Linked DNA regions of Homo sapiens: regions 1, 2, 3, 4 and 5 are each linked to region 6. A link is a loop called in an ENCODE intact Hi-C map of the cell type or tissue named here. Cell type or tissue: PC-9. All regions are shown on one strand. Region 1 overlaps SPECC1 (sperm antigen with calponin homology and coiled-coil domains 1). Region 2 has its middle 19 kb from the start of CCDC144NL-AS1. Region 3 overlaps SPECC1 (sperm antigen with calponin homology and coiled-coil domains 1). Region 4 has its middle 16 kb from the start of AKAP10. Region 5 overlaps SPECC1 (sperm antigen with calponin homology and coiled-coil domains 1). Region 6 overlaps SPECC1 (sperm antigen with calponin homology and coiled-coil domains 1).

What was found. A loop is a pair of places that touch in the nucleus more often than their neighbours do. Peaks named below come from ENCODE experiments on the same cell type or tissue, not always from the same donor. Only the 100,000 strongest peaks of a DNase experiment are listed, where the experiment ranks them.
Region 1: a loop joins it to region 6, with 4 times the contacts of the local background. A loop is called at or near these places in 9 of 110 quality-filtered maps.
Region 2: it touches region 6 in a loop (7-fold over the local background); 14 of 110 quality-filtered maps call a loop at or near these places.
Region 3: it touches region 6 in a loop (8-fold over the local background); 72 of 110 quality-filtered maps call a loop at or near these places.
Region 4: it touches region 6 in a loop (5-fold over the local background); 42 of 110 quality-filtered maps call a loop at or near these places.
Region 5: it touches region 6 in a loop (4-fold over the local background); 5 of 110 quality-filtered maps call a loop at or near these places.

Annotation. Positions count from the first base shown.
Region 1 is chr17:20,152,968-20,157,967 of GRCh38, reverse strand. All of the region lies in intron 3 of SPECC1 (sperm antigen with calponin homology and coiled-coil domains 1), which reads right to left. Among named protein-coding and RNA genes, the nearest start is that of SPECC1, 150 kb to the right of the region's middle. RefSeq lists silencers at 1,395-1,604, 1,615-2,064, 2,075-2,184. In PC-9, no CTCF peak of the experiment used is centred here; DNase peaks (open chromatin) are centred at 1,567 and 2,087; H3K4me3 peaks cover 2,814 bases; H3K27ac peaks cover 2,294 bases.
Region 2 is chr17:20,846,550-20,851,549 of GRCh38, reverse strand. No RefSeq gene overlaps it. Among named protein-coding and RNA genes, the nearest start is that of CCDC144NL-AS1, 19 kb to the left of the region's middle. In PC-9, a CTCF peak has its summit at 2,491 (motif pointing right); no DNase peak of the experiment used is centred here; H3K4me3 peaks cover 32 bases.
Region 3 is chr17:20,119,021-20,124,020 of GRCh38, reverse strand. The region is part of intron 3 of SPECC1 (sperm antigen with calponin homology and coiled-coil domains 1); the gene reads right to left. Among named protein-coding and RNA genes, the nearest start is that of SPECC1, 110 kb to the right of the region's middle. RefSeq lists a silencer at 852-1,077. In PC-9, CTCF peaks have their summits at 2,012 and 2,214 (motif pointing left); no DNase peak of the experiment used is centred here.
Region 4 is chr17:19,990,985-19,995,984 of GRCh38, reverse strand. No RefSeq gene overlaps it. Among named protein-coding and RNA genes, the nearest start is that of AKAP10, 16 kb to the right of the region's middle. RefSeq lists enhancers at 266-765, 766-1,267, 2,739-3,272. In PC-9, a CTCF peak has its summit at 3,010 (motif pointing left); a DNase peak (open chromatin) is centred at 2,994; H3K4me3 peaks cover 359 bases; H3K27ac peaks cover 373 bases.
Region 5 is chr17:20,169,066-20,174,065 of GRCh38, reverse strand. The region is part of intron 3 of SPECC1 (sperm antigen with calponin homology and coiled-coil domains 1); the gene reads right to left. Among named protein-coding and RNA genes, the nearest start is that of SPECC1, 160 kb to the right of the region's middle. In PC-9, no CTCF peak of the experiment used is centred here; a DNase peak (open chromatin) is centred at 2,125; H3K27ac peaks cover 3,975 bases.
Region 6 is chr17:20,224,219-20,229,218 of GRCh38, reverse strand. SPECC1 (sperm antigen with calponin homology and coiled-coil domains 1) reads right to left here. Exons shown (of 15, transcript NM_001243439.2): 5 at 1,599-1,806. Among named protein-coding and RNA genes, the nearest start is that of FAM106B, 190 kb to the left of the region's middle. In PC-9, CTCF peaks have their summits at 2,089, 2,296 (motif pointing left), 3,069 and 3,276; no DNase peak of the experiment used is centred here; H3K27ac peaks cover 1,251 bases.

The DNA.
Region 1 (5,000 bases), 71 kb after region 6:
TTCTAGCCAGGCAAGGTGGCATTTGTCTGTAGTCTCAGCTACTTGGGAGGCTGACGGAGGAGAGGTGCTGGAGCCCAAGACTTCAAGGCCAGTCTGGGCAACATAGTGAGACACCATCTCTTAAAAATGCCCTAAATCCGGTATCTTCATTTGCAGCAAATCAGAGTTCCCATTCTGAAATGATATGCATTCTTTGAAAAATACAATAAAATAAGTCACTGGCATAAACATATTCTTTTTATGTCCTATCCATCACAGTGCTTTAAAAAGTAAGGTCACTAAAAAAATTGGAACACAGGCATCCAATCAGTCTTAAAAGCTGTAACAAGAGTAACTCTTTTCACAATTTTAACACAAAGGAAATAATACACAGGGGTTTTCACAATACCTGGACAAGCATGTAACTAATGAGAAGTGTTTTTAAAATGTTACCAATCCTTTACCGAACCAATCCTTTACCAACAGGGTTATTTATAACAAGTATATTATTTTTATTTTATGCATATTTCATTTTATGAATATGCTTATTGTTGGTTATTCTGCCCAAAAAATAGTCTGAACAAGTGCTGTGTAACTAAAGTCACCTCTAGGCAGTAAGCTGGCCCCTGAAATTTTTCTTCATAGTATTCCTGTGAAGAAACTTGGACAGCCCGTCCAAGTTTTCCATCCTGGCTGTGGTACCAGTCCAATGTACCCCAAGTGTCAGGGAGGCACCCGCCTCCACCCCACCCCGAGGATAGGGCCAAGGTGGGGCGGCTGGGGCGCTGGGAGATGAAGGAGAAGCAATGCGCAGAGGCCAGGACGACCCAGCGTCCTACAGCACGGCACCCAGCTCCGGAAAAGGTCACTCGGACAAGTCGCTTCACCTCTCAGAGCCTCAAAGTCCTCATTCAAATTAAAATTCAAATATTACGCCTTTGGAAAATATTTACAGTTCTGACTCTCCCACAGAAACACATACCTGTCACCGGCCCCCCACCCCCACAAGGACTCCAGAGTCAGGTCAACCACCTCTTTCCTATCAGCCAAGATGCCATTTTTCAGGCAAAACTAAATCCCTTTTGCTTCACGTGACAGTCCAGAAATGTTTCGTTTTGTTTTTAAAAGCAACCCTGCTTATCGGCATCTAACTCTGCTGGGGGCCGACATGAGCTACCAGAGGACGAAAACTACGGCCCAACTGACTCCACGAAGCTCACTCAGGACTGAGGAAGTAAAAACGGGATAACCAGAGGCGCGCCCGACACCCCAGAACAAGCACGGACTATTCTGGGTTAGGAACAGTCGCGGGGCAGCCCTGGCGTGAGTGTGAGGGGCAGAGCCGCGGGCGCCACAAACTGCGGGGCCGGCGGCCGACAGGGAGAGGCCGCGGGGCACGCCCTCCCCGCAAACGCCCGGAAAGTCCGAGGGCGGCCTGCGCGCTCAGGAGACCTGGTCTAGGCGCAGGCCAGGCGCGGAGTGGGGAACCCCGCGGCAGGGACCCAGCGGTGCCTGCCCGGCGGCCCCGGCGCCCAGGTGCGCGTTCAGGACGAGCAGCGTTTTCTGGTCGCGGCGTCGGCACAGGTAATTTCACAATCCCAAGCGGCGCATTCCAACGACAAGAATCACACCCCAGGACCTTAGCCTTTCGCTCGCCCCAGTCGGCGCCGCGAGCCGGAGGCGGTGGGGGAAGGGCGCCTGGAGGGGGGGTGGGGTTGCGGCTGCGGCGCGACCCCCGCCAGCCGCACAGACCTGGTTCCGGATCCTCGGGCCGTCCTGAGTGGTTGCCCATGCTTGGCCGACTCGGGCACCAGCCGGCTTGCCGGCCTCGGACCGGGTGTCCACCGTGCCGAGCTCGCGCTGGCTCCGGCTGGCGAGGCGGTTGCGTCCGGCGGGTCCGCTCCAGTCAAAGAAAGGACCGGGCGCCTTCCAGTTCCCAGCAGCTGCCGGCGGAGCCGCTGCTCTCCCGCGCCCGTGGGCCCCGCCCCCTCATCTGCATCAAGCCCGCCCTCGCGGCCCGCCCCCTTCATCTGCATCCTGCCGGACCACCTCAACTGCACACCGCCCGCCAGGCGCGGCCCGCCCCCGTCATCTGCATACTGTCCGCCCACCTCATCTGTATTTCCTTCTTGGCTGCCAGAAGGCCCCGCGCCGTGGGCGGGACGCACCGGCTGACCGGCTGCAGGCCTCCGCCCGCGGATGCTGAGAACCGCAGCTGCACAAGGTAGGCTGGAAAAACCCCACTGCGGTGAGGCGGAAGCCTAGTGCCGCCGGAAAGGCAAAATCCTGCTCGTGTGAAGCTAGACCTATCAGGACAAGAGAAACCTAGGACTAGCGCAGGACAGGCGCTTAATAAGCATTTCTTTGGGTGAATGAATGAATGGATGAACAACTCGAGGAGGTGGTGAAGAAAAATAACGCTAACAAAGACGTACTCACCCAAAATGAATACTATGGCTAATAATAAAAATGCATACCAATCGTAAGTAGAAACTGTTCTGCCGCTGTCGGAAATTACTAAAATGGAAATTACCCTGAACGACTTTCATCCTTCATCTGACAGTGAAAACACTTAGAACAACGAAATCTTGCAGTAAAAATATTTAGGACTAAAAAAACCATTAGTGGTATGACTGGTTCTATCTCGTGCATCACTTGAACACTACGGTCCATTCTCAGGTGTCACGCATCAACATCGTAGGACACCACTGATTACTCCTAACGCCTCCAAACAGTGTGTTCACTTGGTTCCAGGATGCTACCCTCTCCTAGTTTTCTGCTCACTCCCCTAGAAGCCTCTTCCCAGTCCCCTTTGTTGGTTCCTCCTCATCTTGACCCACCCTGGGCACTAAAGCTCAGCCAACAGACCTCTTTCCTATATACTCTCTTGGTCTTTGATTTACCAACTTGTGGCTTTCAAATACCATCTACATATCTCCAGGCTGGTTCCCTCTTCTAACTCCAGACTCATTTGTCCAACTACCTTCTTGACACCTTCTCTTGACACCTCCACTTAGGTTTTTTAATAGTCCTCTCCATCTCCATAAGTGGCAGTTCCGTTCTTCCAGTGACTCAGGCCAGAAACCTCGACTCCTTTCACATGCCACATCTCGTCCCTCAACAACGCCTGTCAGTATGTGTATCATAAATAGCCCTACATCTCAGCACTTCTCACCTCCTCCACTGCTACCCCCGATCCAAGCCGCTGTCATCTCCTGCCAGGATTACTGCAACTGCCTCCTAACCAGTCTCACTTCTCCTGCCCTTGCCTCTTTATAGTCCATTCTGCACATACAGTGAGAGTGATGCTTCTAAAGCCTAGGTCAAATCATGTCACACCCCCACTTGCAACGCTCCAGTGTCTTTCTGTCTCACTTGGAGGGAAAGTCAAAGCCCTTACAATGGCCTCCAAGGCCCTGAATAATCCTCCTCTTCCCCCATCAGTGAACTCACCTTCCCCTTCTCACATTGCTGTTGCTACACCGGCCTCCTCACTGTTCCTCAAATAAGCGGGGCATGTTCCCATCTCAGGGCCTTTGCACTTGGTGTTCCCTCTGCCTGCAACATTCTTCCTCCCGACACCTACACTGCATAGACCTTATGTCTCACCCTCTCTCACTCCCTGGGCCTTTGCTCAAATGTCACCCTACTAAGGGGGCTTCTCTCATCGCACCACATTAAATAGTAAGCCAGACCCTCAGCACACACCCTCTCCTACTTTGCTGGCCTCTGTGACACTGATCACCATTCCATATACTACATGTTTACTAATTATTGTTCCTCCACTAGAGTGTAAACTTTATAAACACAGAGACTCGGAACAAATGAATGAAAACAAATGAATGAACCAATGTATAGGCTGCAGGCAGCAGACACAAATTAGCCCTTAAATACACATTACTTCTTTTTAGTGGTAGTATAGTACCATGAGTTGGTTTCTGCCACAAAACTAGCGTGTCAAAGACAAGAGTCACAGTTTTATTTCTGTAATCTATAAAACACAGCACAATACTGAGCATGTACAAGCAAATATACTAAGGAAAATAAATAGCAGGAAACAATGTTAGAGCAGAAATGCATATGACACCAAGTGCAACTCCCTCCCCTTTTAAAAAGGTAACTAGCCCAGAAAAGATGGTCGACTTCCCCAAATAGTTCCAAAATGATAGGCAGAGCCTGAGTTTGTGATCATGGTAAGAGTGACACAACTTCAATCTACAGAACAGTTACATACTTATTCAAAGAGTTTTGGAAATCAATGAGTCAATATACTAATTCTGTAAAATGTCAAGTAATTAACATGTCTCTTTATGGAAACTGGACAAGTAAGACCCCAACCCAACCTGGACTCCTATGGCTCTCTCACCTCCCACATTTAAAATATCTAGTCAAGTCCTGCACATTTCATCACCTTAACATTTTCCAGACTTTGCCTCTCTTGTCTTTGCTGCATCTTTGCTTCACAAGGGCTACTGCATTAGCTTCCCAACTAACTTACTACTTCCACTTTCGCTGCTACTTAAATTGCTCCTCCACCTGAATTATCAAAAATGCAAATCTGACTGCGCCATGCCTCTGCCTAGAAGTTCCTGTGGCTCCCCTCTACCCTTAAGATGAAGTCCTTCTAAGCTTAGTATACCAAGGTCCTTCATAATCATGTGCTCCACCTCCACCCCTATTGTTCTAGCCTCAGCTTTCAGAAGTTCTCCCTCCCAACTTATATTACAGCAATGTTGAGCCAGCTGTAGCTCCCTGAACACACCCTATTGTTTCAGGCCTCTATGCTTTCATATCTGCTATATTCCGTCGGTTTCAACACCTCGTCCATAACTGAGCTGCCTGGCAAATGCTTATTCATCTGCTGTGAACTGAGTTGTGTCCTTCCTAAATTCATGTTGAAGCCCTACCCCCCACAATGTGATAGTATTTGGAGACAGGGCCTTTAGGAGGTAATTAAGGTTAAATGAGGTCATAAGGGTGGGGGGCCCTAATCTAGCAGGATAGGTGGCCTTATAAGAAGA
Region 2 (5,000 bases), 620 kb before region 6:
GTGTTTCCTGTGGGCAAGAATTATAGGAAATAAATGTCAGTGTCATATACAACTGCAGTAGCAGCTCGGAAATCACCTTCATTTCCCCCCAAAAGTTTTCCCCATGCAAGTTTTCTTACTGTCCACATGTAGTAAATGGAGACTTGGCTTGTTCCATTATATGTAAACGGGGGGGGGTCACATCCTTCTCTTTTAAATTGGGGGATATCAAAGACATTAGAGTTTATCTCTTTTATCTCTCTCATCGTTATCTCTAGCTCTAGCCCTCTTTCTGTCTCTCACTTTCCTACCATCCTGACTTCTTTCCTTCTTTATCTTTTCTTCTCTTCCTTCTCTCCTTCCTTCCTTCTTTCCTTCCTTCCTTCCTTCTCTTTCTCTTTCTCTCATTTTCTTTCTTTCCATGTGCTGCTCATTAATAAATATAATGTGAATTTCGAGAGAATGGAACACTTTTGCAATATACAGGGATGATAAAAGACTTCTTTCCTACCTTGCCTGAAGTTTTTATTTAAGTATCTGATCCTTTTTAGTTGTGAGGTAATTTGAAGGATGACTGAACTAATATCTTGGGTGCAATTCAGCATGGTAAGATTTTGTATACAGTATGTTTAATTGTTCCCTACTCTTACACATTAGCTAATAACAGGAATTACATGAATTGTTAGAAAAGGCCCTTGATTTTTTGCAAACAATATTTTTGAACTGTGGGGAAATGTTAAAAATCAATATTACAATTTTCGTGGCAAGCATATGGATTCATAGGTGAAAAGAGAGAGCCAAGTTAACCTTAAGAGAGTGGTTTAATGAAAAATCAGTGCCTGGAATTTCATATCTGCATACAGTAATCAGTGAAATAAATGAACCCGTTAGTATTCAGATCTTGTTTAGTGCCTGAAGATGCTTAACAGTTGAGATTTACAACTCCTAACACACAAGATACTGGTTCAAGAGGTTCCAATTAATTGCATTCTAACAGGATGAGTGATTCCAGTTCTCCTAGTTCAAGAAGTATTCTATGAAATTTACAGGCTTAGTGTTAATGAAGATTTTTGTGAGGGAGGGTATCATACTTGCATGTTAATCTAAAAACTTTCCCTAGTATTTATCTTCTTGAAATTTTCTTGTTTTCTTCTATCAATGCCATTATTATTGTCATGGCTGTCCTATTAGAAGATGGGTATTCTTAAATACCAAAATTTTATCATTTGTATATTTGCAGCCTTGGATGGTGGCCCTTTGAGATTTAAACAAGGAAGCACTAATACTGAGGTGACGGAAATGCTTCAGCATTATTAAAATCTCAAGTTAAAAAATCAGTGTACTGATGGATTTGGTTAGATGATAGCTTTAACTAAACATTATGATTATCACTTTCTCACTGGAGAGATAAAAACTTTTTAAATTTATTCTCACCTTTTAATTTCATATATTTATCTTTTTCCCTACTGATGCTGCAAAGCAGTTCAGGTCACTCATGAAATTATACAAAGAGAAAGTAAATTTAACAGTGCCTACAATCATGTTTTTCTAGTAAATTTCTTCATTTCCATTAATAAAACTCCACAAAGGTAACATAAAAGTGAAAGAGATGATTGGTTACATTCTGAACCCAATGGTGAGTTTGGTGATTTTATTGAGTTTATTTTTGAAAATAACATCTCCATGAAATTCTTAATTTTTCCCACTCTTTCCAGCCTAAAGATGTTGGTCATTCATTACTGTGATCTTCAATCTGTGTGATGTTCATTGACACTGTGGTTTCAGAGTTCTAATTTCCCCCTTTTGTCCTATTTTCATATACAGTGCTATTTTACAGAACGTGTTTTTGTCATCATAAGCATTAGAGTTTTCTATTAATTAAAAAGTTTGCCCAATAACAGTACAGCATCACATATCAATAGACAAAAAGAATATTGTGTTTGCTTATTTTCTTCAAATAACCACTTTAGTCAACTGACATTTCCCAGTTGTCTTATGCTATATCAAAGTGTTGGCTGGCTTCTAGTTTAAACTATCTACATGTCGAAATTTAAAAAAAATGCAGCTTGCATGCTTTAATGAAATGTCCTCTCTAATAATGCATGTAATGGAATAATGTGAATTATAAACTTATTCTTTAATTTTATTTATTTTATTGAAACTCTAATAATCTCTTTTGATATTTGGTTGGTGTTACACTAAGAATTTGGAAACCTGGGGAAAAAAATTAGGAAACTAGTTTAAATCTCGGAAAATATACTTAACCTAAGAGAAGTTTGTTTTTGCTTCATATTAACCCCAAATCACACGCGTTATGATTGATATATTGAGATTGACACATAGTGACAGAGCATCCAGAATTTCTGCCATAGTTCAAGGGCTTCTTTGTAAAATAATTACATCACTGATAGCAAACACAATCAATTTCTATGTAAAAAAAATAAAGAATTTTGTTTTGCTGCTCTAGAAATTCATTTTCCTTTCACATAGCCTCTTTCCCCATAGGGTGAGAGAGAGAGTAGTCCACAGGGTGGCACTATTGTGATGCATAGTATTTTGAATAATTTTACCCTTGAGCCATCTTTAGCCACATTAATACTAATGGAAACATTGACTTTTCTCCAATGATAAATTTTTTGACACTTTTTTTTCTGCAAGCCAATGGATATCTATTGGAAGGTGTTAGTGCCCATTTATTGGCAAAAAACTGCCTTTTTAAAAATAATCCCCCAAGAGGATCTAGTAGCCACCACTCCTATCTTTTCTCTTCTCTCTTCATCCTCTGTGCTCTGATGAAAATCATATATCTATAGAATATATATATGTAATCTCTTAAATTGATTTCACATAAATCAGAAATATATATTTTTCATTAACTATAGGTTATATATATTCTCATCCCTGTCCTATGTTCATAGAATGAGAATGGCTCTTCTTCCACATACTACATTTGCATTTACATTGAATTCATCCATGCTACCTAAAAAAGTCCATTCGCACTAATAGTAATTTAATGGATTCCTTAACAGGATTGATTTGTGTTTTAAAAGAAGATCACTAGAAGACAAATCTTAACACACGTCTCCCCTGAAGGTTTTCAAGTCCTTAGACAAAATGAAAAAACAGAACAACAACAACAAAAAAACCACTACAACCTAGTCTCACAAGCCACAGCCACTTGTATGTAAGTCCAGTCCTATGACCTACTTAAGGCCTGCATCTGTTTGATATCCCATGTCTGGGAGTGCCAGAGCCTATTCAAAGTCTTCAGGTACAAATAAGAAACAACTTGGGTAGAAACTCACATTTTAACAATGAAACTGGACATTAACATTACAAAATATATAGAATAGGAGGTGGAATCCAGGGACTAGCGATACTTCGGAAAGGTCAAACCCATGTTCGAGAACATGTTTGAAAATACGGAGAACAGGAGGTGGAATCCAGGGACTTGAGATGCTTCAGAAAGGTCAAACACATGTTAGATCCTCTGTCTTGGTATGCCATTTCTTGGTATGCCATTTGCTCAGCTTTATGAGTGGGATTAGACTAGAAGACAGCTTTGTGGTACAGAGAGCAAATCCAAGAGGCAAGAGAGATCATGGTGCCTCGGTTCAGCCCGTATTTTCTTTAGGAGTGGGAGTGGGGAGAGGACATTTGCCTGCAGGTTTCTGGAGGTTTTTCTTTTGCCAGTGTGAGAAATTATTTTATGCTATGCCAACTAAAAGTTTGATTCTTGGTGAAAAGTGATTACTTTTTCTTTAATTCTTAAAAGTATTTCATGATTGTTTTGTAAGAATTGTACTTCTTTGGTTACTTTACAGTGGAATTCTTATGGTTGATCAGCCATTCAATTTAAATAAATTATCTTACATTTTATGAAAAAATACTCTTACACTAAGATGTTTCTGGACTGCATCCTACAGCTGAGTAAAGTTGGGTAAAGTAGAAATATTGGCCTATGTTTTAAAGATGAACAAATCATTGGAAATGATTTATATAACTATGTTTTTTCACTTTTCTAAAGTTCTTATTTGTGAATGACTCAGTTAAGTCTCCACCTCTTTTTCAGTGTTGAATTCCTTTCAAGAATGAAGCGAGGAAGAGAAAGGAAGTAGAATGATCAGTTTTGACTTAAGATATTTAACTATGGGCCAGGCACAGTGGCTTATGCCCGTAATCCCAGCACTTTGGGAGGCCAAGACTGGATCACTTGAGCTAGAGTGAGCCTGAGCAACATAGTGAGACCCTGTCTATATAAAATGTATATATATAATATATATAAAATATGTATTATATATTATATATACATATATGAATATATAATTATATATAATATATACATATATAAATATATAATTATATATAATATATACATATATAAATATATGTTATATGAAATATATAATATATGTATATAAATATATAATATATACTTATATACATATATGTATATAATATATACTATATTATATATTATATGTATATAATAAATATATACCATATATTATATGTATATAATAAATATATACCATATATTATATATTATATATATTATATATACATATAGAGAGAGCGAGAGTATATTTAACTATGAATGATCCTTAAAAAGGTTTTCAATGTCATTTTCTCATTTTTTATACATTCTTCAAATCAGAAAATCATGTATATGTAAGTATATATGTCCACATATACATATGATGTTAGAGTTTTTTCCTATATTTATCGAACTTTTTTTTTTTTACAATTACCACATGTACCCTTTTTCACCTTAACACAGCATTCCCCAAACTTTTTGGCACCAGGGACCAGTTTTGTGGAAGAAAATTTTTCACAGACCAGGGATGGCTGGGTGAGTGGGTTGTGGGGATGGGGGTATGTGAAACTCTTCCACTTTACATCATCAGGCATTAGTTATTAGATTCTCATAAGGAGTGTGCAACATATATTCCTCACATGCGCAGTTAACAGTAGGGTTCCTGGTCCTATGAGAATCTAATGCCGCTCTGAGTTCTGACAGG
Region 3 (5,000 bases), 110 kb after region 6:
ACCCCAGCAAGCCAACCCATCCATGGTTTTCTTTCAGCCCCTGTTTCCTAATCTGCAAGTCCTGGTACCAATATTTATATCCCATGGACTTGGACAGTCTGCTTAATCTCTTTATGCCTCAGTCTCCTGATCTATAAAATGGGAATGATAATAAGGATACTATTTCATAGGGCTGTAGTAAAGACTAAAGGAGACCATATTCATCGCACACTGAGAACAGTGGTTAGCACATAGTGAGCAAAGAATGCTAGTCACCGGTAATAGTAATTCTACAACAGGTAAAGATGATGAGGGAAGAAAACAAGTCTCCCTACCTGAGACAAACAGAGTAGCAGAAAAAAGAACTCTGGAGTCGGACCTGGGTTTGAATTTGGGAACACTACCTATCCTGGAGCTTTCGCTTCTTCACATGTCAGATGGGGATAAGAATACTTACCTTCCATGTTAGACGAGTTCCCCTCCTCATGTCAGAGAGGACAGAGTTATTCCCTCCTCATGTCAGAGAGGACAGGTGTCTCAGGTTGGAGCCTCAGGCATTACCTGGTTGTGATGCAGGTAACTGGGAGCATGCAGGGGTCCAGGTATCAGCGAGGACACTGACAGTTTCTTGGCAGTGAGCCAATCACGACTGCTTGCCCTTACTGATCACCATCTGAGATGTCTGAGATTCTGCAAGCATCAGAGTTTGGCCACAGTAAAACTAGCCCTTCACATTTATTTTGCCTTTTAGAAAACACTGATATCAGTTTAAAATAGTGACATGTCTTTGGATCCCACGTGTGCTATATAAAGAAACATCTAAATGGGCACTTCCATGTCTCGTGGTTTTAAAAATGTTTTAAATGTGGCTACATGAACCTCCTTCTAGCCGACTGCTGTCTCCAGAAGAGATCCACGTTCACTCCTCATCCCTTGGGAAGGCCCATCAGATTTCATCTCACTCATCCCACTGCTAACATGAGCAGAAATCTTACCCTACACCAACTTTACAATCCATCAGGAGAATCCAGCAATCCCACTTCCAGGTATATACCCTCAAAAAGTCAAAGCAGTGTCTCAAGGAGATATCTGTACACCTGTGTACAGAGCAGCATTATTCACAATAGCCAAAAGGTAGAAATAGGCCAAGGGTCCTTCAACAGGTGAATGGATAAAGAAGATACGGTATATCCAGACAAGGAAATATTATTTAGCCTCAAAAACGAAGGAAATTCTGACACATGCTACAGTGTGGATGTACCTTGAGGATATTATGCTGAGTGAAATAAGCCGGTTGCAAAAGGACAAACACTGTGTGATGCCACTCCTATGAGGAACTGAGAGCAGTCAGATTCAGAGACAAAGAACAGAATGGTGCTTGCCGGGAGCTGAGGGAAGGGGAATGGGAAGCGAGTGTTTAATGGGGACAGAGTTTCACTTTGAGAAGATGAAACAGTTCTGGAAATGGAAGGTGGTGATGGTTGTACAACAATGTGAATGAACTTAATGCCGCTGAACTGTACACTTAAAAATGATTATGTGTATTTTTCCACAATTCAAAAACCAGGAAAGTTGAGAGCCAGCTGGCTCTCCCCTTCAGAATATATCCAGACGCAGCTGCTGTTCCCCGGTGCCATGGCTGCCAGCCCAGCCCAGGTCACTTCTTTCCTAGACCACAGCCCTAGCCTCCAAGCTGGTCTGCTTACCCCATCTGTCCACTCTCAACAAGCAGCCCAAAGCAGTCCTTTTAAAATGAGGTTGGGTCATATCACTGCTCTGTGCAAAACCTTGCAAAAGTTCCCCAGTGGAGTCAAGAGTAAAAAATCCAAAGTCCTGACAGTGACTCGCAAGCTCCCCCATCTTTCTATCCTCCTCCCCAACTGCTTGTTCACTCTGCTGCGGCCCCACTGGTCTTCCTGCCACTCCCTTGACGTGGGGGACACGGGCCAGCCGTCATCTCTGCCTGGAATGTCCACCACTCCAGCTGTTCACCTGGCTTTCTCATCTCTCCCACGTCTTGCTCATGTACCTTTATGAAGGCAGGGATGTTTGTCCTGCTCACTCATATAGTCCTTTTGCCTAGAACAGTGCCAGGCACATGGTAGCCACTCAAAGATATTTGTTGAATTAATCAATAAATACAAGCATTGTTTCTAAAGTCAGAAACATTTGTCAGAACCAGAACTTGTAGCAGAGGAGAAGGTGGGTGCTTTTGACAAGGCTGCCACCTAGTGGCTGGATTCCTTGACAGCCTTCTGGGGGTTCCACAACCTTTCACTTGACCCTGGGGCAGGCAGGGAGGACCCTGCACACAAGGAACCTCCTCATTCTCTAAAAGCCACACCACTGTGTAACATGAGATACACACAAAGGACACCTCAGGGAGAAAAAGAATAATAAGAACTGGAATCCAGGCCAGGCGCAGTGGCTCATGTCTGTAATCCCAGCACTTTGGGAGGCCAAGGCAGGAGGAGCCCAGGAGTTCAAGACCAGCCTGGGCAACATGGCGAGACCCCGGTGGTGTGCACCTGTAGTCCCAGCTACTCGAGAGCTGGGGCAGGAGGATTGCTTGAGCCCAGAAGTTGGAGGCTGCAATGAGCTATGATTGCACCACTGCACTCCAGCCTGGACAACAGAGCAAAACTCCGTCTATAGAAAAAACAACAACAACAAAAAAAAGAATTCAGAATTCTTTTTTGGAATTCAGATAAGTGAATAATATTAATGAAATAAAACCAATTAGAAAAAGTGGATGTTCCATATGGAAACCTGTGGTGGGCACGGGAGAGAAAAAGTAAAACTGGTTTGACCTTTCCAAAGCCAAGGTTCCTGGTCTAGATAAAATAACCATGCTCTTCCTATGGCTATTGTGAGCATGAATAGAGACAGCAGCTCAGAGAAGCCGGCACAGTGCAGGCAGGTGGCAGGGCTCAAAAATAGAAGCCCCTTTTGTGATTTTTGCTGTGTTCTTGCTATTGTTGGAGCAAACTTTGGCATAGCCCCAGAGAACAGCATAAGGCCTGGAAACCAGAAACTGGAAATAGTCTTGAAAAGAATGAGGAAGCTCATGCCTCCCCATTCAAGCAGTTCCAATACCACCCATGACAGATGGCAAGTTGGCGCCCTAGGCAAGGCTGAGACAATAATATAATTATTACGACCAAAAGATTACATGATTTCTCCTGGAGTAGATTTCAGGGATTCTCCCTGAGGACAGATCAGCTCCCAGGAAAGGGTGCAATAAAATATAGGCTGACTATAGATTTAATTCTTGTAAGTTCAAAATCACAACACTGTATTAAAATTTCATGACAAAAATCTTTCTCAAAATTAATACAATTGAAATAAAATATAGATAATACCATGCTATGCATCGTAGAAAACTTGTCCCCAAGTCAAAAGTACAAAAACTAAGTCTTGCATGGCATAAAAAGAATTCTGCCCCCTACAAGTCTAATATATAGTTGATTTCCTGTGAAAAGAAATTTCCTCTGAAAGGAAATCAACTATATATTGCCAGAAGTCCCCCAATTTCCTTTAATTTTATTCTTTTCCTTCACAGCTGAGCCTATAGAAAATTGGTTTAAGTCCAGTGAACATCTAATTTCTAACACACTAAATAATTTCCATCTTTGTATCAACTGTATTTTTTTTTTGAGACTGAGTCTCACTGTGTTGCCCAGGCTCGAGTGCAGTGGCACAATCTCGGCTCACTGCAGCCTCCACCTCCCAGGTTCAAGAGATTCTTCTGCCTCAGCCTCCCAAGTAGCTGGGATTACAGGCACCCGCCACAACACTTGGCTAATTTTTTTCTATTTTTAGTAAAGAAGGGGTTTCGCCATGTTGGCCAGGCTGGTCTCCAAATATCTCAGGTGATCCGCCTGCCTCGGCCTCCCAGAGTGCTGGGATTACAGGCATAAGCCACCCCACCCGGCAGTACTGAGATTTTAAAACCCAAGCTTATTACTACAGGGTGAGTATCCCTTATCCAAAATGCTCAGGACCATAAGTGTTCTGGATTTCTGATTTTTTATTTTGGAATATTTGCATTATACTTACCAGTTCAGCATCTCTAATCCAAAAATCCAAAATCCAAAATGCCCCAGTGAGCATTTCCTTTGAGCATCATGTCAGTGCTCAAAACATTTCAGATTTTGAAGCATTTGGGATTTTGAATTTTTGGATTTGGGATGTTCAGCCTGTACAACTAGTTGCTGTAATCCCAACCAGCACTTTCATTTTCCTCGTTTTCACGCATGTAAAATAGACAAAATGCAATCAAATATTGAAATGATTACCGAAACAATACTATACAACTGTAGAGGTGATAACACCTGCAACAGACAGGCACTGCATACCACTGCTCCTAATGGTCTGTCCTAATAGACTGGTATTCACCTATTCCAAATGAGGCAGTCTGGGGACAGCATGACAATGTACAAAAGTATCAGCTGTCCAAAGGTGCTACAAAAATGTTGAGGACTACTGACATTTAAAAATAAAAGCTCTTGGCTGGGTGTGGTGGCTCACGCCTGTAATCCCAGCACTTTGGGAGGCTGAGGCAGGTGGATCACCTGAGGTTGGGAGTTCAAGACCAGCCTGACCAACATGGAGAAACCCGATCTCAACTAAAAGTACAACATTAGCTGGGCGTGGTGGCGCAAGCCTGTAATCCCAGCTACTCAGGAGGCTGAGGCAGGAGAATCACTTGAACTCAGGAGGCGGAGGTTGTGGAGCGCCATGGCACTCCAGCCTGGGCAACAAGAGCGAAACTCCGTCTCAAAAAATAAAATAAATTTAAAAAAATAAAAGCTTCAGAAACAAAATGTAATTTTCAAATTCAACCCTATTAACTCAAATAATTTAATTTCACTTAAATGAAGTAACTGACAAACAATTTGTATAACTAGGAGAATAATAACTGTCACTTACTTTTCATTACAGTCTATATAAATTATTCACAGACCTTTTTCCCAACATCACTGTATAGTAGATATGTAGTTATTTCCTTCCTTTGACAA
Region 4 (5,000 bases), 230 kb after region 6:
CAAACTCTCATGATTCTACTGCCATGCCATTCCAATAAACTCCCTTTATGCTTAAGAGAGCCAGAGTTGGCCAGGCGTGGTGACTCACGCCTGTAATTCCAGCACTTTGGGAGGCCGAGGCAGGTGGATCACAAGGTCAGGAGATCGAGACCATCCTGGCTAACACGGTGAAACCCCGTCTCTACTAAAAATACAAAAAAATTAGCTGGGCGTGGTAGTGGGTGCCTGTAGTCCCAGCTACTCGGGAGGCTGAAGCAGGAGGAGAATGGCGTGGACCCAGGAGGCGGAGCTTGCAGTGAGTCGAGATCGTGCCACTGCACTCCAGCCTGGGTGACAGAATGAGACTCCGTCTCAAAAAAAAAGAGAGCCAGAGTTTATTTCTGTTGCTTGCAACCAAGAAATCTGGCTGGTGCACTGAAGTTTCCATAAATAATAGCAATTTAAAGACTCTTTCCAAGCCAGGCAATGCCTAGCCTTGTGTAGTCCTTGTGGTAATACATTCATTCATTCATTTGTTCAACCAACTGTGCTCCAGAGACTAAGAATACAAAAATGGGGGCCGGGTGTGGTGGCTCACACCTATAATCCTAGCACTTTGGGAGGCCGAGGCAGGTAGATCACCTGAGGTCAGGAGTTCGAGACCAACCTGGCCAAAATGGTGAAACCCCTACTCTACTAAAAATACAAAAAATTAGCTGGGGGTGGTGGCGGACACCTGTAATCCCAGCTACTCGTGAGACTGAGGCAGGAGAATCACTTGAACCCGGGAGGCAGAGGTTGCAGTGAGCCGAGATCGCACCACTGCACTCCAGCCTGGGCAACAAGAGCGAAACTCCACCTCGAAAAAAAAAAAAAAAAAAAAAGAGGGCCGGGGCTGGGCGCAGTGGCTCACGCCTGTAATCCCAGCACTCTGGGAGGCCAAGGCAGGAGAATTACGAGGTCAGCAGATCGAGACCAGCCTGACCAACATGGTGAAACCCCATCTCTACTAAAAATACAAAAATTATCCGGGCGTGGTGGCGCACACCTCTAGTCCCAGCTACTTGGGAGGCTGAGGCAGGAGAATCGCTTGAACCCGGGAGGCAGAGGTTGCAGTGAGCCGAAATCATGCCACTGCACTCCAGCCTGGGTGACAGAGTGAGACTCCGTCTCAAAAAAAAAATAAAAAAAAAAAAAGAATTCAAAAATTGTAGAGTTATAGTGTGCTTCTAGTTTAGTTGAGAGGACATCTGTCCTTCAAGGAAGGCTAGAATCTATACCCTGAGTCCTTACTGAAATCAATCCAGCAGTCAAAACATGGGACCAACGATCACAGCAGTAAGATAGGAAGAGCACCTTTGTACATTTAGCTCATGTTGAGATAAGCCACTGACAGAGCTGAAGGAAGCTCACAGTTCTGGGTTCCATCCTTTGGCATTTAAAAAGAAAAGTGCTAAGAAAATTCGGTTGGTCACGGTGGCTCACGCCTGTAATCCCAACACTTTGAGAGGCCAAGGCAGGCAGATCACGAGGTCAGGAGTTCGAAACCAGCCTGGCCAACATGGTGAAACCCCGTCTCTACTAAAAACAGAAAAATTAGCCGGGCATGGTGGCGCATGCCTATAATCCCAGCTACTCAGGAGGCTGAGGCAGGAGAATTGCTTGAACCCGGGAGGGGGAGGTTGCAGCGAGTGAGAGCAGGCCACTGCACTCCAGCCTGGGAGACAGAGCAAGACTCTGTCTCAAAAAAAAAAAAGAAAAAAAGAAAGAAAGGAAAAAAAGAAAGAAAAAAAAAGAAAAAAGAAAATTCAGGCCAGGCCAGGCCTGGTGGCTCACACCTGTAATCCCAACACTTTGGGAGGCTGAAGCGAGACGGTGCCTTAGCCCAGGAGTTTGAGACCAGCCTGAGCAACATAGCGAGACCCTGTCTCTATAAAAAAAAATTTTTTTTTGGCCAGACGCAGTGGCTCACGCCTGTAATCCCAGCACTTTGGGAGGCCGAGGCAGGTGGATCACGAGGTCAGGAGATGGAGACCATCCTGGCTAACACGGTGAAACCCCATCTCTACTAAAAAATACAAAAAATTAACCGGGCGTGGTGGCGGGCGCCTGTAGTCCCAGCTACTCGGGAGGCTGAGGCAGGAGAATGGCGTGAACCCGGGAGGCGGAGCTTGCAGTGAGCCGAGATTGCGCCACTGCACTCCAGACTGGGAGAGAGTGAGACTCCGTCTCAAAAAAAAAAAAAAAAAAAAAAAATTAATTGTCAGGTGTGCTGGCATGCAGCTGTAGTCCTAGCTACTCGGGAGGCTGAGGTAAGAAGATCGCTTGAGCCCAGGAGTTCAAGGCTGCAGTAATAGTGCCTCTCACTCTACCCTGGGTGACAATGAGACCCTCTCTCAAAAAGAAAGAAAAAAGGGAAAGAAGAAAAGAAAGAAAGAAAGAGAAGAAAGGAAGGAAGAAAGAAAGAAAAAGAAAAGGAAGGAAGGAAGAAGAAAAAAAAAGAAAGAAAGAAAAGAGAGAGAAGTTCAAAGACCAAAGGGTCAGGATCCCAAAATAGTTTTTATGTTTTATTTATTTATTTACTTATTTATTTTTGAGACAGTATGGCTCTGTCGCCCAGGCTGGAGTGCAGTGATGCGATTGCGGCTCACTGCAGCCTCCAAACTGGGCTCAGGTGGCCCTCCCACCTCAGCCTCCCGAGTAGCTGGGACCACAGGCGCGTGCCACCATGCCCAGCTAATTTTTTAATTCTTTGTAGAGATGAGGTCTCTATATGCTGCCCAGGCTGGTCTCGAGCTCCTGGGCTTAAGCCATCCACCCGCCTGGGCCTCCCAAAGTGCTGGGATTACAGAAGTGAGCCACCGCGCCTAATCGGGTGGTTTGTTTGTTTATTGACGGGGTCTCGCTGCTGCCCAGGCTGGAGTGCCAGTGGCTGTTCACAGGTGCAGTCCTGGAGCATTGCATCAGCTCTTGGGCTCTAGCGATCCTCCAGAGTAGCTGCAGCTGGGATTCCAGGCGCGCCACCGCGCGGGGCTCAGAATGGGTTTTTATATTGAGGGTTATGCTGCCACCTAGAGGATATATGTAGTACCGAACTGTGTGCGCAGGGAGGCTGAGGTTGCAGTGAGCCAAGATGATGCCAGGGCACTCCAGCGTGGGTGACAGAGCAAGATTTCATCTCAAAAAAAAAAAAAAAAAAAAAAAAAAAAGAATTGAAAGTAAGGTCTTGAAGAGATATTTGTGCCTGTATGGTCATAGCAGTATTAACTTTGACCCACTAGCTAAAACACAAAAGCAACATGTGTCTGTCAGCAGGTGAACGGATAAACAAAATGTGGTATATATGTACAATTGAATATTATTCAGCCTTTAAAAAGGAATAAAAGGCTGGATGCGGGGGCTCACGCCTGTAATCCTAACACTTTGGGAGACTGAGGTGGGTGGATCACCCGAGGTTAGGAGTTTGAGAACAGCCTGGCCAACATGGTGAAACTTCATCTCTACTAAAAATACTAAAATTAGCCGGGCATGGTGGCACTTGTCTGTAATCCAAGCTACTGGGGAGGCTAAGGCAGGAGAATTGCTTGAACTCAGGAGCCGGAGGTTGCAGTGAGCTAAGATGGCACCACTGCACTCCAGCCTGGGCAACAGAGTGAGACTCCATCTCAAAACAAACAAACAAAAAATTATTATTTCCAAAGAAACAAGACCCTGGGTCCATTTCCCAGCCCACACCTGATGTTGACTCACAACACACAGCCTGGTTTGCTATGAGCCTGCTTCATTTAATTGTCACCTTAACTTCACATCACCCTCAAGTCCTGGAATAACTCTTTGCTGACCTTTGTGTGCTGAGCCATCTCCATGTCGCTCAACGTGCAGTCCCTCTCACTGCACTGAGTCAATAGCCAGACGTGGTCTGACTGCAGGGTCATCCTTGGTGGCTTAGGCTGACTCGGGCATAGCAGGGTGCTCTGAGACCTCACCGCATATAGGCTTTGCCCCCAATAAACTCTATATAATATTCATATTATGTGGTCTGGGTGTGTGTAGCTTTGCACTGTCTTCTCGTGACAGTGCCCTCAACCTCTTTCCCAGGATTTCCTCCTCTACCTCCTCAAGTCCCACTGCTCTGCAAAGACCAAAAGCTGCAGAGTCCCAGCTCCCTCCTTTACACCCCACGACGCAGCCTCCTCTCTCAGAACCCTTTAAACAGAGTCTTTTACTGCAGATCCCAAGAACAGCCACACCCCTCTCTCCCACCCACTCCAGACACACCCAGGTAATTATAGCACCCAGGGTAACTATGTAGATGGAGTCCCTGGAACATGTGGATAGTGCCCCCTGGGAGTATGCAAAAGCAACATTGCTGGCACCTGCAGAGAACAGGGTGACATCCAGGAATCAGAGCATGGGCCTCTGGGAGGTAGGGATGTGGCCAGGCAGGCTGCCAAAAATTGGTAGAGCAAGGCCACAGGATCTTTCTGACCTTCCTTCCAAACAGAGGCTCCTGTACTGGTGATCCCTGTGTTGATTGACCACTCCCTTCCTGGGGGTCGTGGTCTCTGTCCCAGTTGCCCGGACTTCTGTGAGTGTCCTACTGAGGTCCTTTTCATGAGAAGCATGCTGTCCTTCCACCTGCTGGGAGCAAGAGTGACAACTTCAATACTATAATAGCAGTGGCATACAGAGAAGAAGAAAGATGAAGTGGCAAGAAAAACAGGCTTCCAAGCAGGAGTTTTTCTATAAAAACAAAAACGTTTACAAGCAAACTTTTTATAAAGGGCTAGATAGTAAATATTTTAGGCTTTGAGAGCCACATAGACTTGTTTGCAGGGACTCAATGTCGCTATTGTAGTTTGAAAGCAGCCATCAGGGTTATGTAAATGAGTGAGTCTGATTTTGTTTCAGCAAAATTTTATTTACCAAAACAGACAATGAGTGGGCTGGATTTGGCCCATGATCCTTAGTTTGCCAACTCCTGCTTTGGGCTCACCCAGATCTGATTTTGAATTCTGGCT
Region 5 (5,000 bases), 55 kb after region 6:
CAGCTACTTGGGAGGTTGAGCAGGAGGATCGCTTGAACCTGGGAGGTGGAGATTGCAGTGAGCCGAGATCACACCACTGCACTCCAGCATGGGCAACAAAAGCAAAACTCCGTCTCCACAAAAACAAAAAAAAAAAACACCAAAAACTTCAACTGTCTATAGAGCTAAATAGGTAAATAAATGTTTGCAAGAGCCAAGTAAAGAACAAAGGGGCTGGCAGAAACTGCAGCAAGTGGAGAACTCAGGCCCAAAATGTTATAATTCAAAAAACTTTAAACACTGTAAGGCAAATGAATTTTGCCAATTTGTGTCCTGTGGACTGTACTTTCACAAAGACTGAATCAGCATTCACACAACTTTGCACTTAGCTTTGTTCATGTACCTTTATGCCCAACATTTCACCACGGTTGAGGTCTAATCCTGACAATTACAGTTTAAAACGGCAGTCTACACACTCTCCAATAAGGCAAGTTGCCATCATTACTTCGCCATTCCTTTATGGTTGAGATGGCTAGACTGCTGGGAGGCGACCTAGCAATGTTATAGTGATAGTGTCATTGGGGGTATACTGAATGTCACCATAATCATTTGTGAGCCCAGGTTTATTTCTCTAAATTTAGCTTTCCAGCACTGCTCCTGATACATATACAATAAACATGGCACTTTGATAAATAAAAGTGACCACAGCTGTCTCACAGATAATAAAACCATCTTAATGTTGCACAAATATCTTAAAGTCTGGAGAGAAACTTCTTTGGGAGTAATGGTCAAAGCTGACCATTTCACCTAAACGTGAAATAAAACAGAAACCTTTAGGTCAGCTAACAGTCTGCATTCTTTTCATGCCAGGGCAAAGGCTAGACTTGTATTCTAGTTATTGTTTCCCTGTGTTTCCCAGAGTGGACTGTGCATCCTTATTTGGAAATTTTCCTTTCTGGCCCACAATTAGGGGAAAAGAAATAGTAAAATTCAAAATGCTTTATAGTCTGGACTCACTAGAGCGTACAACAGAATTATATACTTCTAAAAATTGGAAGGGATTTCATAGATGTAGCCCAAGTCTTCATTTGACCAACATGAAAATCCATCAAGGTAAAGAAAGGAGGCAAAATGCACCTAGAGTGCCTTTTCTCTGAATCCAAAGTTTTGTCTAACAGTCCAACCTATCACCTAGGAAAAATGAAGCTTGTCATCCACTTATAATCAGGCCTCACCAAAGATCTCTCCTGTATCAGTTCTCTTCAAGTTAATCGCACACACCGTCTCATTTTCAAAACACTCAGATCTGACTCTTACAGCCTTGAGGGGTAAAGCAGATTAAAACTCATCAAGGGCTAGTGGGCACAGAGCTTACAGCACACTTCCATGTTTCTTCCCCCTGGCTTCAGTCCTCACTCTTCCTCCCCATGTCTCTCCCAACCCTCCCAGCACCTGGCTGCCCCTCCCATCTCACGTCCTCCCACGCTGGCCTGCCATGGGCCCTCACATAGAAAGAAGCCTGAATTTGTCTGCTGGCAAACCCTGGCTCAGCCCAACCAAGCCCTGGGGTTTATTCTGCAGTCACAGCAAACCAGGAGACTTGCCCCCTGAGAGAGAAAGGGAAAGGTCTACCTGAAGAGGTGACACTGGACTGAGACCTGAAATGGTTAAGTAGGAGACAGTATATTTTATCTTCCAAATTGGGGCACTTTTTGAGAGTAAAAATAACAGGAGTAAACTGATCCACAATCAGGTGTTAACTGGAAGTATCCTGTGCAAACTGGGCCTTGCAGTCAACCCATGGAGGATCAGCTGTAACACGCTGAGAGAGGAGCATCCAGGCACAGAGAAGCCCATGCAGGAGCCCTGAGGCCAGAAGGGGTGTGGTGTGGTACAAGAAAGCAACAGAAAGGAGGCCCACACACCTTCCACAGGTGCCAGGGCAGGGGAACAGCACCTGACCACATGCTTGTGCAGTGACACTTTATCTAAGACTCAGTTCTATGGCCACTCAGCTACCTGAGATAATGTCATCAGCGGGAAAAGGAAGAGAGCTCCAGAGAAGCTCAAAATGACTGTGCCCTAAACTCCACACCTGCATACTACTAGGAGAAGCACTTCTGGTCTGTATACAGTTCTGGCAGGTTTGGCTACCAGTCTCCAGGCACACAGGAACAGATTAGAGGCAGCAGATAAGAGAGGAATGACCAGAATGCTGGCAAGCACATGACCATGGTGTGGGCTGACCACAGCCATCAAGAAGCCCCAGAGCATCTCCAGAGTCAAAGCTGGTACCAGAATTCACATTAATAGGGATGAGACCAGCCTGAGCAATACAGCAAGACCCTACCTCTACTAAAAATTTAAAAAAATTAGCCAAGTGAGGTGGCACACGTCTGTGGTCCTAGCTACCCGAGAGGTTGAGGCAGGAGGATCACTTGAGCCTGGGAGGTCGAGGCTGCAGTGAGCCATGATTGCACCACTGCTCTCCAGCCTGGGTGACAACGCAAGACTCTGTCTCAAAAAAAAATAGGAATAACCTAAGTAATGAAAAAAACAGTAAATGAAAAAGGCATGTTTGTGATACTTCAAGCCCTGTTTTCTATCTGAAAGGGTTAGCATAAGGTTCTGGATACCAAAATTTACAGAAGAAGTCATTTTAATGTATAGTTTACACTAAAATTTCATCATTGATCTGATTACTGGTATCTCTTGATTTGCAATCTTTCTTCTTTCCCTTATGATTCAAAATCCCTATGAAAGCATAAAGCACAGGCTGTCAGGGAAGTTGTGCAGGAGGAACACAGAAACACAAATACAAACAGGCAAACAAAGCACTCAGAGCCACATACCCCTCTCACTCATACTTTGTTAACCTGCAAATACAGGCTGTTATATGACATTTTTGGTCCAGTTTGGAAGTATATTAATTCCATGTATCTTCAGCATACTATAACATACGACTGAGGGGAGAGCAAAAGAGGCCAAAATATAACTATAAACAGATAATTTTCATAACAGTTTTTTACCACTATGAATAGACTCTGTTTATCTGCTTACAGATCAAAAGGTTAGACTGCTTATAATGTAACCTTCCAAGATTTTTTTAAAATTTGGCTGCTTGTGCTAGAGAGAAAAGCAGGACCAATTAGAGAAAGAGATGAATTCTCTGGCAGATAAAACAAAGGGGATTTTCAAGGGCTTTGGAGGTGGTTGGTACCAGTTCTTTACTAGATATAGTTTCACATAAAAATGTATTACTTTATCTTTCTAGGTTTATCATAAACCGTAATCTTAACACTCAACCATAATTAGGCTTAATTTGGAACAGGAAGTTGGAAATGAGGGGAGCATAAAAGAAAAAAGAAAAATTTTTCTGAAGTAAAAGAGCAACAGTTAAAAAGGAAAAATAACAGAGAAAGAATGATATTGGTAAAAGAGTATTTACAAATACTTATGAAAGACTGAGGGAAAGGAGACCATGGTGATGTTAGGTCTCTGGGACAGGGATGAAAGGAGACAGTAGGGTGGGCAAGGTCCCAGTGATACCTGCACCCCCCTGGGAGTTCCACTGGCTCAGGATTTCTGGGTCACTTTTGTAGTGGTGTGGGGTGAGGAAAAACTCTTATGGACAAGCTTTCTGGAAGTTTGTGGTACTAAAATAATTTCTTTAATCCCAATATAAAACATTTGGCCAACCACATTCGTTTTGAAATATCAAACCTACTTTCTCCTGAGAATTCAAAACTTTCCTGGAAATACAAGGGACAGCTGCCATCAATTCATTAAAACCATACATTTTGCTAAGGACTCTGCAGAGTGTTGGAGACCATGGAGATGGCAAAGATAAACATGGATCCTCAGACAGTTCTTACTTAGCTGGAGAAGCAACCAACTGCAGCACAATGTCCATGTGAAGGCAGATGCCAAACAACACACATCCTGGCTAAGCAAGAAGGTAGCGGACAAACTGGACGGAGGAGGGCAGCAAGGGCAATGGAACAGCAGAGGCTGGGTCTGGTGGAAGGACAGCCCTATAAGTGTTTTTGTCCTGTGACGGTAAAGTCTTCAGGATACCTGGAACCCTTCAAAATTCTCAATATTTTAATGTTACTTCTATGATACTACATAGGCTGGTTTGATCTGATTGGAGCCATATAAAAAATTTTTGTAAGTAAAATAGAATTCAACAAACTAGAAATCCCGTACCTAAAGCAAATTGGCGCAACACATTCAAGAGGTAAAATCCAAACACTTCTCTGAGTTAGAAATGTTTAAAAGTCTGGCCATGAGCGGTGGCTCATGCCTGTTACACCAGCATTTTGGGAGGCCAGGGCAGGAGGATCCCTTGAGGCCAGGAGTTCGAGACCAGCCTGAACAACAGAGCAAGCCCCTGTCTCTTGGGAAAAAATGTCTAAAACCATAAGATCACAGAATGTTAAAATTATCAGGAACTTTAGAACTAACCATGCACACATACCCTTATTTTATATATAACGCAATAAGGGACCAAGAAAAATTAATGCTGTTAATTCACCTTTCATGTTAAAAAAAAAAAAATTCCAAAAGGAAGATTTAGAAAAACCTGACACAGTTTATTGTAAGGTGAAGATATTTAAATCCATCAAATCATTCTATCTAAAAAGAAAAATAGATCTGTGTGAATGCCCAAAAGGCATTTTGGAAAATTCAGCAGCTATTTCTGATTTTCAGAACTATAATATATAATGATAATTCCTCCACTTAATGGAGGACACCTACCACATCAACACCAGTGCCTCTGAGGAGATAGTTTGTATCTATGCCCCTGAGTAGATAGTTTATAGCTCCCACAGAGGCCTTGCACACTTCTTATTTCTTCCTCAGGTTTTATACATTTTGTTCATAGTGTGAATGAAACCTTTTAACAAACCATTGTGGCCAGAGTGGCTCACGCCTATAATCTCAGTACTTTGAGAGGCTGAGGTGGGTGGCTCACTTGAGCTCAGGAGTTCAAGACCAGCCTGGGCAACATAGTGAAA
Region 6 (5,000 bases):
AGCAAAGTCACCAAAAACAAAAGCACAAAAATGTTAAAAGCATGGTATTAAGCAGACTGTAAAAAAGACACATGTACAGTATGAGAAGGCCAAGTGTCTCTGTCTGACCCGAGTTGGGAACATAAGCACTGGATGACACAACCTTTTCACTTCTCTGTGCATGTCTGAAAATGACTGTGGAAGTGCTCTGTGTATTGGTTTTGGGGTTAAAATACGTTTTATCAAGCAGATGAATTCACCAATGTGAAATCTGTGAATAAGGAGGATCGACTGCATGGGGTAAGGAACTTCTCAGGCAACTGACCAAGCTATTCTTAGTAATGGCTGGTGTGACTAAATGCTTTGTGCATTAAATCTTTTGTTACAAAAGAAAACACATTAGATGTGATAATTTGGTAAGGCTTATTTGGACAAAGAAGGTAATGTTTAATCTCTTTTAAAAATTTCTTTCCCAATTCAAAGCAAACTATGAGTTCATAAATAAGCCATATGCTGATGTCTCTTCAGCAACTAAGTGGCAAACATCTAGAAGTTACTTGATATCCTACCACCAATGGGACACATGCGGGAATTGTTTTCTCCCTTAGACCAAGAGCACACATTGTTCATCCACTCTGATACCTATCATCCATCTCTGTCAGATACAAGAGATAACACAGTGTCAGTACTTGATGACTGGCAAGCAATTTCTTCTGAATAACCTTCTCCTACCCTGCAAAATATCCTTAGGAAGGGTCCCTGTGAACTCTCACAGTCACAGCTAAAGTATCCTAACATGTGGCCTTCAAGCTGATCAGGCTGCCTGGAGACAGCAGCAGTAGCATGGCTCACACAAAACACATCCAGCACAGCCAAAAAACATTTGCAGCTCAATACGGTGGCTCACACCTGTAATCCCAGTGCTTTGAGAGGCCAGGAGGATCACCTGAGCCCAGGAGTTTGAGGCTGCAGTGAGCTACAACTGCACCACTGCACTCCAGCCAGGGTGATAGAGCAAGACTTCTTAAAAAAAACAAAATGAAAAGCATTTCTATTTTTCGCAATCACCTACACACTGCTGACTCATGTTCAACAGCCTGTTCTTCTGTCATCCCAGTTTTCAACTGCTATGATCATTGATCTCTTAATCTCTAGTTTTTAAACTGGAGATTAATGATTGTTTCTTAGGTGACATTCTTCCTAGGAGATTACAGCGCACTCAAATGAGAGACTTCATAAACCCCAGCCAACATACAGTCAAACCCACCCCCCCTCGTCACCCACTGCTGCTGGTTTCTTTAGTGTCCTACTCAGCTCCATTCCACATTTCTCCTGGGCTTGACCTCATTTGCTTTCTTTTGCAGTGGCGCAATCTCGGCTCACTGCAACCTCCGCCTCCTGCGTTCAAGTGATTCTCCTGCCTCAGCCTCCTGAGTAGCTGGGATTACAGGCGCCCACCACCACGCCCGGCTAATTTTGTATTTTTAGTAGAGACAGGGTTTCACCATGTTGGTCAGGCTGGGTCTCGAACTTCTGACCTCAGGTGATCCTCCTGCCTCAGCCTCCCAAAGTGCTGGGATTATAGGTGTGAGCCACCATGCCTGGCAGACCCCACTTACTTTCTAGCTCACTGATGAGTTGATTATTGTGTAACTTGACAGCCCGGTGCTGTTCCACCTGATCTTCCAATTCAAATATGGTTTCTTTCATGTCTTTGATCTCTGCATCACTCTCTGATGCTTTTTCTTGCAGCTTTAGGCTGGTTCTGCTCAGCTGTTCGGCTTGGTGATCACATATCTCCTTCAGGTATGAATAATCCTTTTCCACCTAAAATAAAAGGAAGGTTCCTTGGTCAGTTAACAACAAAAAAATTCCCACAGTGATCTGTACACTAGAAGGCCAAGCCCCACCATGATGCAATATACCCATGTAACAAACCTGAACATGAACCTCTTCAATCTAAAATAAAACATTACGAAAAGCTCCCCACAAGTCAGCAGCAGGCTCACGGACATAGTAGCAAAGACGCCCTTGGCATGTGCTGTTTCTTGCATTCTTAGCCTCAGAAACAGCCAAGGCTGTGAATAGTCAGAGAAACACGATGTATGCTTCCAAATGGCTGGATTCTGTGCCCCCTCCTACAAGCAGGAGGGAATCTGCACGTACTTAAATATTCCTCTTTCCCACAGCTGGGGAGAGCAGTGCTTCCCTGGGAGAGCAGTGCTTCCCTGGGAGGCACTGGCCCTGCACCAAGAGAGCTGCCTGGTGTGGCCACCCCCACCGCACATCTGCTATGGAGCAGCGCCCTCTGCTGCTGAGCTGTGAACAACAACCCTGAAGCCAGGCTAATCTGCACACCCCCAGGTTCCCTTAGAGATAAGATACTTGGGGCTGCAATGCTTCTTTAGAGGAAACTCTAAAGATTCTCTATCACATTCATGCTCTATCACAGCAAAAATGTGATAGAGAATGTCGGCGGAAGGCACACAAAAACGTACATACACAGAAGCAGAAAAGTGGCACGGCACAATCGCTTCATCTGTTCAATTTTTTAATTGTTAAACATTTTAAATACACAGAAAAGCACCAAAAATAATAATCATGCACCAAACAGACTTAACAATGGTTAAATGTTGTCACATTTGCAAAATCTTTTTACTTTAATAAGAATTTTTTAAAACCTCAATCTTCCCTCCTACCTCAGAGAGTAATAAGCATTATCCTAAAATTGGTATGTGGTCAATCCTTGAATGGTTTTTCACTTTTACTATATATGCATGTGTCCATGACAATACATAGTATTGTCCTTTTACACAATGCTACACTATATTGTGCTTTTGCAGTGGATTATACTGTATCTGTATTATTCTGCATTTATAACATGGTAATATGCTTTGTCCTCTACAATACTATGCTTACTATGCTCCTGCATTTTAACTGTGTTTTTGAAATGTATCCACACTGATACACATCATGCTAAGTCATTACTTTAATTGGTGCATAGTATTCCACTGTTTGACTATATTATTTTATTATTACAAAAATGCTGCAATAAACATCATTGTCCCTTTTCTACAGTCCTTTAATTAACATTACTAAATAGCTGTATATTTACCAGGTAATCTGGCGCTGGGGGTGGGGTTTCTTTGTATGAAATGAAATTTTTTTCCAATTACATTTCATGTGCAAAACCTTCTGGCTATAAGCTCTATGGGAATAGGGACCTTGTCTGTTTAATTCACCATTGCACCCCTAGTATCTACACAGCATCACACACAGGAGGCATTTAATGAATATTTGATGAATGATTGAATGAACACTGGGAGGCAGCACTGCAGGATCATTCACTGGGAAATTGTGACAAAGGATAAGGAAAGGAGGAGAGACCTGGAGACAGAACAACATGGCCAAAAAGGATCCTCCAGCAATGGCTTCCCTGCAGGAACACCAAATGGAACTGCTATCCACGTAAGAAAGCATCTTCATAAGAACCAAAAATCAGATGAACGATCACAGTGCCTGGTTTTAACACATCATATCAAGGAAAGATGCACCGGAGAGGGGAGGAAAGACCGTCTTGACTCTCCAACATCCCCTCTCCCTCATCCCTTGGCAGCAACCACATGGTAGAGAGACAGCATCTGTGCACCCCGGGGGAGGGAAAGCACAATGATTGTGAGATTGCATTGGAATTTGGTGCTGTCCCATCACAGCAGAAAGCAACACAGGACAGAATTCAGCCAGCACCCATAAAAGGAGCATTTAGACCAGCCCTAGCCAGAGGGGAATCTTCCATTCCAGTGAGAATCTGAGTTCTGGCAAGCCCTACCTCTGTGGGCTAAAGCACTTTGGAGTCCTAAGTAAATCTGAAAGAGGCTAGGCCACAAGGGCTGCAATTTCTGGGCAAGTCCTGGTGCTGTGCTGGGCTCAGACAGTGGACTTGGAGTGCACATGACCCAGTGAGACACCACCTGGAGCAGCCAAGGGAGTGCTTGCACCACTCTTCCCCCAACCCCAGGCAGCACAGCTCACAGCTCTGGGCGGAGAGGGAAGAGTAAAGAGGACTTTGTCTTGCAACTTGGATACCAGCTCAGCCACAGTAAAATAAAGCACTAAGCAGATTCCTGAAGCCCCCATTCCGGGTCCTAGCTCCCAGATAACATTTCTAGACATAGCCTGGACCAGAAGGAAACCCACTGTCATGAAAGGAAGGACCCAGTCCTGGCAGCATTCATCACCTGCTGACCAAAGAGTCCTTGGGCTTTGATTAAACATCAGTGGTACCCACACAGTACTCATCATGGGCCACACACTGTACCGGCTTCAGGTGTGACCCAGTGCATTCCCAGCTGTGGTGGCCACAGGGAGAGATCCCTTCTGCTTGAGGAAAGCAGAGGGAAGAGTAAAGGGGACTTCATCTTGCAACTTGGGCACAGCTCAGCCACAGTAAAATAAAGCACCAAGCAGGCTCCTAAAGTCCCCCATCTAGGCCTTAGTTCCTGGACAGCATTTCTAGACCCACCGTGGACCTGAAGGGAGAGATCCAGACCTGCTGACTAAAGAGAACTTGGGCCCTGAATAAACATCAGTGGTGCTGCCACAGGCTTGGGGTGGCGGTGGCCACTGGCAGAGATCCCTTTGGCTTGAGAAAAGGAGAGGGAAGGGTAAAGGGCTTTGTCTTCCAACTTGGATACCAGCTCAGCCACAATAAAATAAAGAACCAAGCAGACTGCTAAAGCTGCTGACTCCAGGCCCCAGCTCCCAAGTAGCATTTCTAGACCCACTCTGGGCTAGAAGGGAACCCATCACCCTGAAGGGAAAGATACAAGCCTGGCTAGATTCCCCATCTGCTAATTAAACGGCCCTTGGGCCTTGAATAAACATCAGCAGTAGCCAGGCAATAGTCACCACAAGTTTTGACTGAGACCCAGTGCTGGGCTGGCTTCAGGTCTGACCCAGCACAGTCCCAGTAGTGGTAGCCACAGAAGTGCATCACCCCTGCTCCAACTCCAGGCAGCTCA